Linked DNA regions of Homo sapiens: region 2 is linked to region 1. The links are chromatin loops, found by intact Hi-C in ENCODE. Cell type or tissue: Calu3. All regions are shown on one strand.

Region 1 (5,000 bases):
ACAATAGCATGACTATAGTTAACAATAATTTACTGTATATTTAAGAATTACTAAAAAAGTGGAATTGGAATGTTCCCAACACAAAAAAATGATAAATGTTTAAGGTGATGGATATCTCAATTACCTTGATTTGTTCATTACATATTGTATGCTTAAATCAAAATATCACATGTACCCCCATAAATATGTAAAACAATTATATATCCATAAAAATGTTCAAATAAAACAAAACGGGGACAATATTTTAAGCCATGTCGTCCTCAGACCAGCAGCATCAGCATCACGTGGGAGCTTGCTAGAAATGCAGAATCTCAAGTCTCACCTCAGACCTTCAGAATCCTCACTTTAACAAAATCCCCAGGTAATGTGTGTGTACATTAAAGATTGAAAAGCATTGAGAGAGAAGTGTTTCCTAAACTTTTTGGTAAACATCAAAATAACATGGTTCCCTCTTAAACACGCAACTGCCAGGCTCCACTCAGACCAGGTAGTGATTCTGATGCACATAAAAATTTAAGAAAACACTCCCCAAATGGCTTCTGCTCGCAGTTATAACTTTGGCTGAGACCAGACTATAGTTTCTTTTCTTTGCTAAGGAAAATGGGATAATTTAAATATCCTCCTGAGTGGTAAAGTAATTGAACATAGTTTCTTCATCTTAAAGTAACAGAAACCTGGCTACAACTTGACTTGGCTGGCACAACATCCTGGTTGTCAAGGGCTCTTTCATCTGTGTCTTAATTGCACCTGAGGCCAAACTTCTGAGATACCCAAGCCCATGAGACTCTGGCTGGGCACCACTTTGAGGTCTGGTGAGATACACATGCCTTCTCACTCTCTTCTTTGGGTCCCTCAGTATTCCTACAGGACCAAGGAGGTGCACCAATTAGATTCTCCATCCATCTCTTCCTCTCATGAGAGCTCCTGGCCCCCTGCTTCCTCAAGGTATACATTTCCCTCCCTGATCCAAGCACCCTTTCCTGACTTTCTGCTCTATTTGCTGACCAGATGCTTCCTCGGATTTCCTGAAAGTCCCTCCACCTGTAAGTTCTGTGTTTTTCCCCAAACACATTTCTCTCCTGCTCTCCCTCATTTCATCTCTCCTTCTTTTCCTTTCTCTCAGTGGTCATATGGCCTTTAGGTAGCCAACACTTATACAGCATTTACTATATGTCAAGCATTCTCGTTTGCACTTCACACATATTAACTCATCAGCCTTCACAACAATTCTACAAAGTAGGGATAATTATTATTATCTAATAGATAAAGACACAGCAATTCATTAATATGTCTACATTAAGGTTCCACAGCTGGTGAATGGAACAGCCAGATGGAAATCCACCTCATTGACTCCTGGGTCCTCCCTTCAGCCCCTTCATTATAGTGCCTCCTAAGGCCCACTTCTTCCCCAGGATCTCTCTGCTTCACATCACTGACTAACCTCCAGAGCCCAAAAGGTAGCAGATTCCCTCCTTTTCCTGTCTTGAGAAATATCTGTTAGGTTCCTCCTTTTTGGTCAGAGCAAAACGGTGAATAGATCACGCCCTCATGTAAGTAACCTCATCAAGCCTCTCTCTTCTCTACTGTTCTTGACTTCCTTTCAGGAGGAATGGTTCTACTCAGTATTATTTGTGTAACTATAACATTGTGATATTATAATATCACAATATTAAAGCATGTACACTTAGAGTAATGGTGATTATATAGTAAAAGTAGAGCTGTTCTCTCATACATGACCTAAAAATTGAGGAGCTCACCTCAGGAAGAAATGGGCAGGACAGACTTTTCAGAGGAAATGTCTGAAGGTAGCCCTTCTGAGCAGAACACAGGCCTGCCAAAATGTGTTAAAGAAGTCGAAACTCAAGGCCCCTACTTTGGACAGAGAGCACTGCACCAAGATAACTGCATTGTATTCACTTGTGGGCATTGACAAGAGGAGAGAGGCTAATGAAACTTCATCCTCAGGGGAAAAACATGGAGGAGAAAGTTTATCTCAGTAACCATCTCAGGAAGAGAATTGAGCTGTGAACCAGAGGCGATGACAAAATAAAGTAAGTTTCCTTAAGCTGCAAGATTTTTGATGCTTGCATAACGAATGGGACTAAAACTCTTCAAGTGGAAAGGGCCATGTATCTGCCTTCAGGACAATGAGAAACCCACTCTTCACAAGTCAAGAAGCAAACAAAGCCCGCCCCCACTCAGCTAGAGAAGCTATAAGAGAAAAGGTAGCTAAGCATTGCGCCTGCTACAGGAGAGGAAAGAAGCCCCAAAAAGTGGGTCTCAGGCTGCTAAGTGGCCCTGGGACCTCACAAGATAAAGGCTTTTTGTGGACTTTCTGATACCTTCTCTGAAAAGGGAATATTTGAACTGGCTGGTCTTTGAAGATTGCATAAGCATATGTTTGTCCTTTACTAGGTGGGAAAGCCAAAGCAACCACACTGGCTAGGCCAAGATGTAGGCATGAGGAAGTATATAGATCTGCTGACCTGGAGCCAGGTTCCTGCACCGGAGCAGGAAGTAAGGTCGAAAGGGCAGGTTGGAGCAGAGTGGAGGCAAAGTGTTTCCTCATGAGTTAAGGACAGGACGTGGATTGCTCTGGGGAAGCTATGTCAACCAAACCTACCATGTCCAGACAGTTCTTATGTAGAAGGGATAAAGAAATTCTCCACTGAAAATGTGTTTCCCCTTCATCCCTTAGCAAAGTTCATCAGCAAGAAGAAAAAACACAATTTGATCTTGATCAACATAAAGAAAAGAAGGATTAATCCACAGGGCTTACCATAATGACTAAGAGCATGTTTTCTGTAAACTCTCTGAGTTCGAATGCTGACTCCACTAATTGCTATGTGACCCGGAACAAGTTATTTACTTTCCCTGTGCCTCATGTTCAGCTTCTGTAAAAATTCTGGAGATAATAATAGTTCTTAACCGGGGGAATATTGTCAAGATTAAATGAAAAAATATAGATAAAGCTCTTAGAATTGACTGTCAATATTGGGTAACAGGTAGAAGCCCCTGCAGAAATGGTCTAGACTTTCATTTGTAAGAATACCCAGAGAAGCTTTTCTAAGTAACATGTCAGGGTAATCTGGATTCCATATGAGGAATCTGCATTTTCAGTGCCATTCCAGGTAACACTGATGCAGATACTCTGAGTGTCCTGGAAGGAACTGTGCCCTGAGGGCTGTATGTAGTAGTAGCAACTCCCCAGCACAGTTAAAAACCCAGGAGCAATTTGTAAGGGCAAACCCCAGGAGGAAGAGAGCCAGAGACAGAGGTGGGCACTGCTCTTTTACACCTGAGCATTCCCTTTTACACTTGTTCTGCATCTGTCCAGTCCCTTTGAGCACCTACCATGACCTTGCACAGAGCAATGGGAAGTTTAATGAGGACACCTCACAACAATTAATACTAAATGTTTTCCATTCTGAAAGAGGCTTTCTTCTAAGGGACACACACACACACACACACACACACACACACACACACACACACATCACATTCCACTTTAAAACTTTGCTGTTTCTCCACTCTGAATGATCTGCTTTTATAAGAGGACTCAATGCTTTCTGCTGGCCCAAAGGGACAAAGTTTGGAATTGACACTCCATTCACAAGCTTGGGAAACTTTTCTGTAACACATTGGGAAGATGAAATGGCAGGATTTTCTTGGCCTTTTCAAGCAGCCAGACAACCCTCCAGCTCCTCCAGATGCCAGGAGCAACTCAGGATTCCAAACAATATCAGGCCAGGACCCAAAAATGCTCTTTGAGGTCTTGGATCCCTCTGAGCACTACCCTAGATTTAAGAGAATTTAAACTTGTATCTAACAGATTCCCTCGAAGTCTTGCCCTGCAATATCCTAAGTAAACACTTACCTTTCCCAGTCACTTAGCAAAGGTATGGCACTTGAGAATTGCCAAGTGCATGAAGAACATATAGCTCTGATGTTCTCTGGGGTTAATTCTGGGCTCTATCCTGGCATTAGCTCCCTAACAACCACATGCACAAAAATAGTGTGCTGGGGAGGTGGGGCTGGGGTTGGTGCACTTGCCCTTCACACTAGGAGGCTCCATAGCTAGAAGGTCTCCTTCCACCCAATCCTTCTGTGTTTCCTATCATAGGATTTGAAATTATTGCAAAAGGGTCCTACTGAGTTTTGCTTTGTTTATCCTGGTGACTGAAACTTTACATAAACCTCTTTGCTCATACCATTTGCCTACCTTCTTTTAGCCTACATTCCTGCTTTGTCTTCTTCGGAGTATAATCAAAGAATCATGGGCTTTGGAGTCTGACAGACTGGTTTGAGCTTGGCCTTTCCACTTGACAGCTATGTGAATTTAGGCAAGTTACTTAACCTCTGTTTGCCTAGGTTTCCTTATCTATAAAAATGGGACTGATATGGAAGACACTTTGGAGGTTCTTCAGAAGAACAGAGGCAAAAGTTGCAGAAATGGAAAGCAAAATGTATGTGAATGGGTTATTAGGTAAAATAGAAAGAGAAGCCAGGTAACTCCACCCCCATTTGTAGACTATGGGATAATGGGAAAAAATGGAAGAAACAGCACTTTGTATAACTTCTTAGCTCATAGCATATACCACTTCTTATAGTACAGCACCCCACTCACAAAGTGTCATCTTCCAGCGGGCACACAACTGAATAAACAATAGATCTTTCTTTCCTTACTGTCAGAGCCACCCATGTGTCAATGTACCATCTTTAAGCGAGTTTTTTCCTCTCTCATTAGTCTGTTGAAGGGAACTCCCCCAGGAGTCTGACCCACCTGCTTACAAAATTTATTTGTGTCTTTAGGACGTAATCTACCAACACTTTTCTTTTCACCTGCACTTTATCCCTTGCTACTAACAATGATAATCTGAGTGATTGTGATGCAATCGTATGACTCTGGAAATACGCATATCTCAGTTCCACTCATATGAATAATTAACCCAAACTAGAATCCAATTTTCAGGCTCTGTTTTCTTGTGGTTAATTCTAGT
Region 2 (5,000 bases), 49 kb after region 1:
CACACCTACAATCGTCTGATATTTGTTGCGGGAAGTCAGGAACCCCGAACAGAGGGACCAGCTGGAACCACAGCAGAAGAATATAAATTGTGAAGATTTCATGGACATTTATCAGTTCCCAAAATTAATACTTTTATAATTTCTTATGCCTGTCTTTATTGCAATCTCTGAACATAAATTGTGAAGATTTCATGGACATTTATCACTTCTCCAATCAATACTCTTATAATTTCTTATGCATGTCTTTAATTTCTTAACCACATTATCTTTGTAAGCTGAGAATGTACATCACCTCAGGACCTGTGATGATTATGTTAACTGTACAAATTGATTGTAAAATACGTGTGTTTGAACAATATGAAATCAGTGCACCCTGAAAAAGAACAGAATAACAGCGATTTTCAGAGAACAAGGAAAGATAACATAAGGTGTGACTGCCTGTGGGGTCAGGCAGAATACAGCCATATTTTTCTTCTCGCAGAAAACCTATAGATGGATGTGCAAGTAGGAGAAATGTCGCTGAATTCTTTTCCCAGCAAGGAATAGCCCTGGGGAAGGAATGCATTCCTGGGTGTAGGTCTATAGACAGCCGCTCTGGGAGTGTCTGTCTTATGCGGTTGAGATAAGGACTGAAATATGCCCTGGTCTCCTGCAGTGCCCTCAGGCTTACCAGGATTGGGAAATTCCAGCCTGGTAAATTCTAGTCAGACCGGTTGTCTGCTCTCAAACCCTGTTTCCTGTTAAGATGTTTATCAAGACAATGCATGCACAGTGGGACACAGACCTTCATCAGTAATTCTAATTTTGCCTTTGCCTTGTGATCTTTTATTACCCTTTGAAGCATGTGATCTTTGTTACTTACTCCCTGTTCATACACCCCCTCCCCTTTTAGAATCCCTAATAAAAACTTGCTGGTTTTGCAGCTCAGGTGGGCATCACAGAACCAGCCAATATGTGATGTCACCCCTGGCAGCCCAGCTGTAAAATTCTACTCTTTGTACTCTTTCTCTTTATTTCTCAGACTGGCTGACACTTAGGGAAAATAGAAAAGAACCTATGTTGAAATATTGGGGGCTGGTTCCCCCAATAGATATTTAATAAAGTTGACAAAAATAAGCAACAGGGAAAGGACTCCCTATTCAATAAATGGTGCTGGAATAACTGGCTAGTCAAATGCAGAAGATTGAAACTGGACCCCTTCCTTACACCATATACAAAAATCAACACAAGATGGGTTGAAGATTTAAATGTAAAACCCAAAACTATAAAAACCCTAGAAGATAACCTAGGATATACCATTCTGGACATAGGAACTGGCAAAGATTTCATGACAAAGACACCAAAAGCAATCGCAACAAAAGCGAAAATTGACAAATGGGATCTAATTAAACTTAAGACCTTCTGCACAGCAAAAGAAACTATCAAGAGAGTAAACAGACAACCTACAGAATAGGAGAAAATATCTGCAAACTATGCATATGACAAAGGGCTAATATTCAGCACATATAAGAAACTTAAACAAATTTACAAGGAAAAAGACAACCCCATTAAAAGGTGGGCAAAGAGGCTGGGAGTGGTAGCTCAGGCCTGTAATCCTAGCACTTTGGAAGACCAAGGCAGGCAGATCACTTGAGCTCAGGGCATTCGAGACCAGCCTGGGCAACATGGCAAAACCCCATCTCTTTTAAAAACACAAAAATTAACCAGGCATGGTGGTACGTGACTGTAGTCCCAGCTACTCAAGAGGCTGAGGCAGGAGGATCACCTGAGCTCAGGAAGCAGATATTGCAGTGAGCTGAGATCACACTACGGCACTCCAGCCTGGGCAACAGAGCCAGACCCTGTCTTTAAAAAAATAAAAATAAAAAAATTGGGCAAAGGATGTGAACAGAAACTTTTCAAAAGAAGACATATATGCAGCCCATAAGCATATGAAAAAAAAGCTCAATATCACTGATCACTAGAAAAATGCAAATCAAAACCACAGCAAGATACCTCCTCACACCAGTCAGAATGGCTATTAATAAAAAGTCAAAGAATAGCAGATGTTGGCAAGGTTGCAGAGAAAAGGGGAACACTTATACACTGTTGATAGGCATGTAAATTGGTTCAACCATTGTGGAAAGCCATGTGGCAATTCCTCAAACAGCTGAAAACAGAACTACCATTCAACCAAGCAATCCCATTACAGGATATGTTCCCAAAGGAATATAAATCACTTTATCCTAAAGGCACATGCATGCATATGTTCACTGCAGCACTATTATTCACTTTGTTATTATTCACAATAACAAAGACATACAATCAACCTAAATTCCCATCAATGGTACACTGGATAAAGAAAATATGGTACATATACACCATGGAATTCTATGCAGCCATAAAAAAGAATATCATGTTCTTTGCAGGAACATGAATGGAGCTGGAGGCATTATCCTTAGGAGATTAATGCAGGAACAGAAAACCAAATACTGCATGTTCTCACTTGGAAGTGGGAGTTAAATGATGAGAACACATGGACACAAAGAGCAGAACAACAAATACTGGGGCCTACCAGAGGGTGGAGAGTGGTACGAGGAAGAGGAGCAGAAAACTATTGAGTACTAGGCTTACTACCTGGGTGATAAAATAATCTGTACATCAAACCCCCATGACATGAGTTTACCTATACAACAAACTTTCACATGCACCCCTGAACCTAAAATAAAAGTTGTTTTAAAACTCCAGAAGGACCCAGTCATAGGGGGCTATGGTATAACCAAAAAAAAAATTGGTCTTTGTCACCAGTTTCTGGCACAGAGGTCCCAAAACCCTTGAAATTTCCTGAGTAATAAGGGTTATAGGAGCATCTTTTGTTTTAATGAGACAACTCTTGGTAGCCCATACATAGCTTCAGGATGGGGGCTGATCACCAGAAAGATTAAGCCTTGCCCAGCCTCCAGGAAGGAGAGAGGAACTGGAGATTGAGTTAATCAGCAATGGCCAAGTAATGTAGTTTTCTGAGTTCTGTGAGCCATTCTAGCAAATCATTAACATTGAGGAGGGAAGTGTGGAAATGCCCAATTTATAGCCAGTAAGTCAGAAATACGGGTGACTCAATGCTTGTGACTGACACCTGAAGCAAAGGAAATATTGTGGCACCAACTCCTTAAACCAGGAGAGCCTGATGCTAAATCTGGGAAGTCAGTGTCAGAACTGAATTGAATCGTCAGACATCTAGTTGGTGTTGGAGAACCAGAGAACTGAAGAAGTATTGTTGGATAAGACAATATATATTTGGTGTCTTCACAAAATAAACACATACACACACACACACAATTGTGAGTTTAATGTAGAAGAGTTCCACAAGGTCTTCACAGTGAATATCAGTATAAATGCTTTTTTTTAAGAGGTGAAATCATTTGCTGGGTTGTTTATTTTTTGGTACAACCAGGAAATAGTGTGGGATATTGAATTATGAGTGTTTTTGACTGTCTTGGGTATCAGCTTAACATTCCATAGATGGGGGTTAGTTTTTATATCCTACAATACAAAGCATATTAAATGGCAACATAGAGTCACAGTCCTGCATTTAATGTCTTGAACATTTTAAATTGCTTCTGCTCCCATGTTGTGTTTTAGCAGCACTGTTTCCTAAAGAAAACCACTTAGGCTAGGCTAAACTGTAATGTTTGGTAGGTGAAGTGTATTAAATGTATTTTTTACTCACAATATTTATGACCTATGATGGGTTTATCAGGACATAACCCTGTCATAAGTCAAGGAACATATAAGTATGTACGTATAAGTGAATGAATGACAGCAATGATACAAGGGATAGGAGGAAAGAATCAGAAATATTTTATTGCTATAAGGTACTTGCACTATGCATGAAGCAGTATCATGTTATTTAAAAGCAGATTTGGACTAATTGTAAATGTATATTGCAAACTCTAGGGCAACCACTTTTAAAAGTTTAAAAAGAACTATAATTGACATGCTAAAAAAAGGAGAAAAAATGAACCTTATAAAATGCTCAATTAAAACCACAAAGGCAAAAAAAAAGTGTGGAAGACAATACAGGAACAGAGAACACATGTGACAAGTAGAAAACAGTCACAAATATGGTAGATATTAATCCAACTATATCAATAATCACCTTAAACATCAATGGTCTGTTTACACCAATTTTTAAAAAGAGATTGTTAAAGTGGATCAAAAAACAAGACCCAGCTATATGTTGCCTACATGAAACTCTCTTTAAATATAAAGATACATACAGATTAAAAGTAAAGTAATAGAGAAAGAAATACCATGCTAACACTAATCAAAATAAAGTGGCAACAGCTATATTAATTTCAGACAGAGCAGACTTCAGAGCAAGGAAAGTTATCAGGGATTAAAAGGGACATTACATAATGAGAAGGGGGTCAATTCTCCAAGAAGGCTTAACAATCCTTAATTTGTTCACAAATTAGAACATCAACATATGTGGAGGAAAAAACTGATAGAACTGCTAGGAAAAATAGGTGAATCCACATTAAAGTTGAAGACTTTAACACCCCTCTATCAGAATGGGCAGATGCAGCAGGCAGAAAATCATTAAGTGTGTAGTTGAACTCAACAGCCCTATCAATCAACTGGATATAATTAACTTCTATAGACTAGTCCATCCAACAACAGTGGATTACACATTCTTGTCAAGCTCACATGGGACATTCACCAAGATAGATCCCATTCTGAGCCACAAAAAATATTTTAACAAATTTAAAAGAATAGAAATCATACAATGTCTTCTCTTAGACCACGATGGAATAATCTAGAAATCAATAACAAAAAGATAGCTGGAGAATCCCAAGTTACTTGAAGACTAAACAACACAATTCCAACTAATACATGGGTGACAGAAGATATCTCAAGAGAATTTTTAAAATATTTTAAATAAAGATACAACATATCAAAATTAGTGAGGTGCAGTGAAAACAGTGCTTAGAGGGAAATGTATAGCATTGAATGCATAC

The links. A loop is a pair of places that touch in the nucleus more often than their neighbours do. Peaks named below come from ENCODE experiments on the same cell type or tissue, not always from the same donor. Only the 100,000 strongest peaks of a DNase experiment are listed, where the experiment ranks them.
Region 2: it touches region 1 in a loop (2.9-fold over the local background); 1 of 110 quality-filtered maps calls a loop at or near these places.

Annotation. Positions count from the first base shown.
Region 1 is chr2:31,734,426-31,739,425 of GRCh38, forward strand. No RefSeq gene overlaps it. Among named protein-coding and RNA genes, the nearest start is that of LINC01946, 67 kb to the right of the region's middle. In Calu3, no CTCF peak of the experiment used is centred here; a DNase peak (open chromatin) is centred at 2,486.
Region 2 is chr2:31,783,058-31,788,057 of GRCh38, forward strand. No RefSeq gene overlaps it. Among named protein-coding and RNA genes, the nearest start is that of LINC01946, 18 kb to the right of the region's middle. In Calu3, no CTCF peak of the experiment used is centred here; DNase peaks (open chromatin) are centred at 664 and 3,014.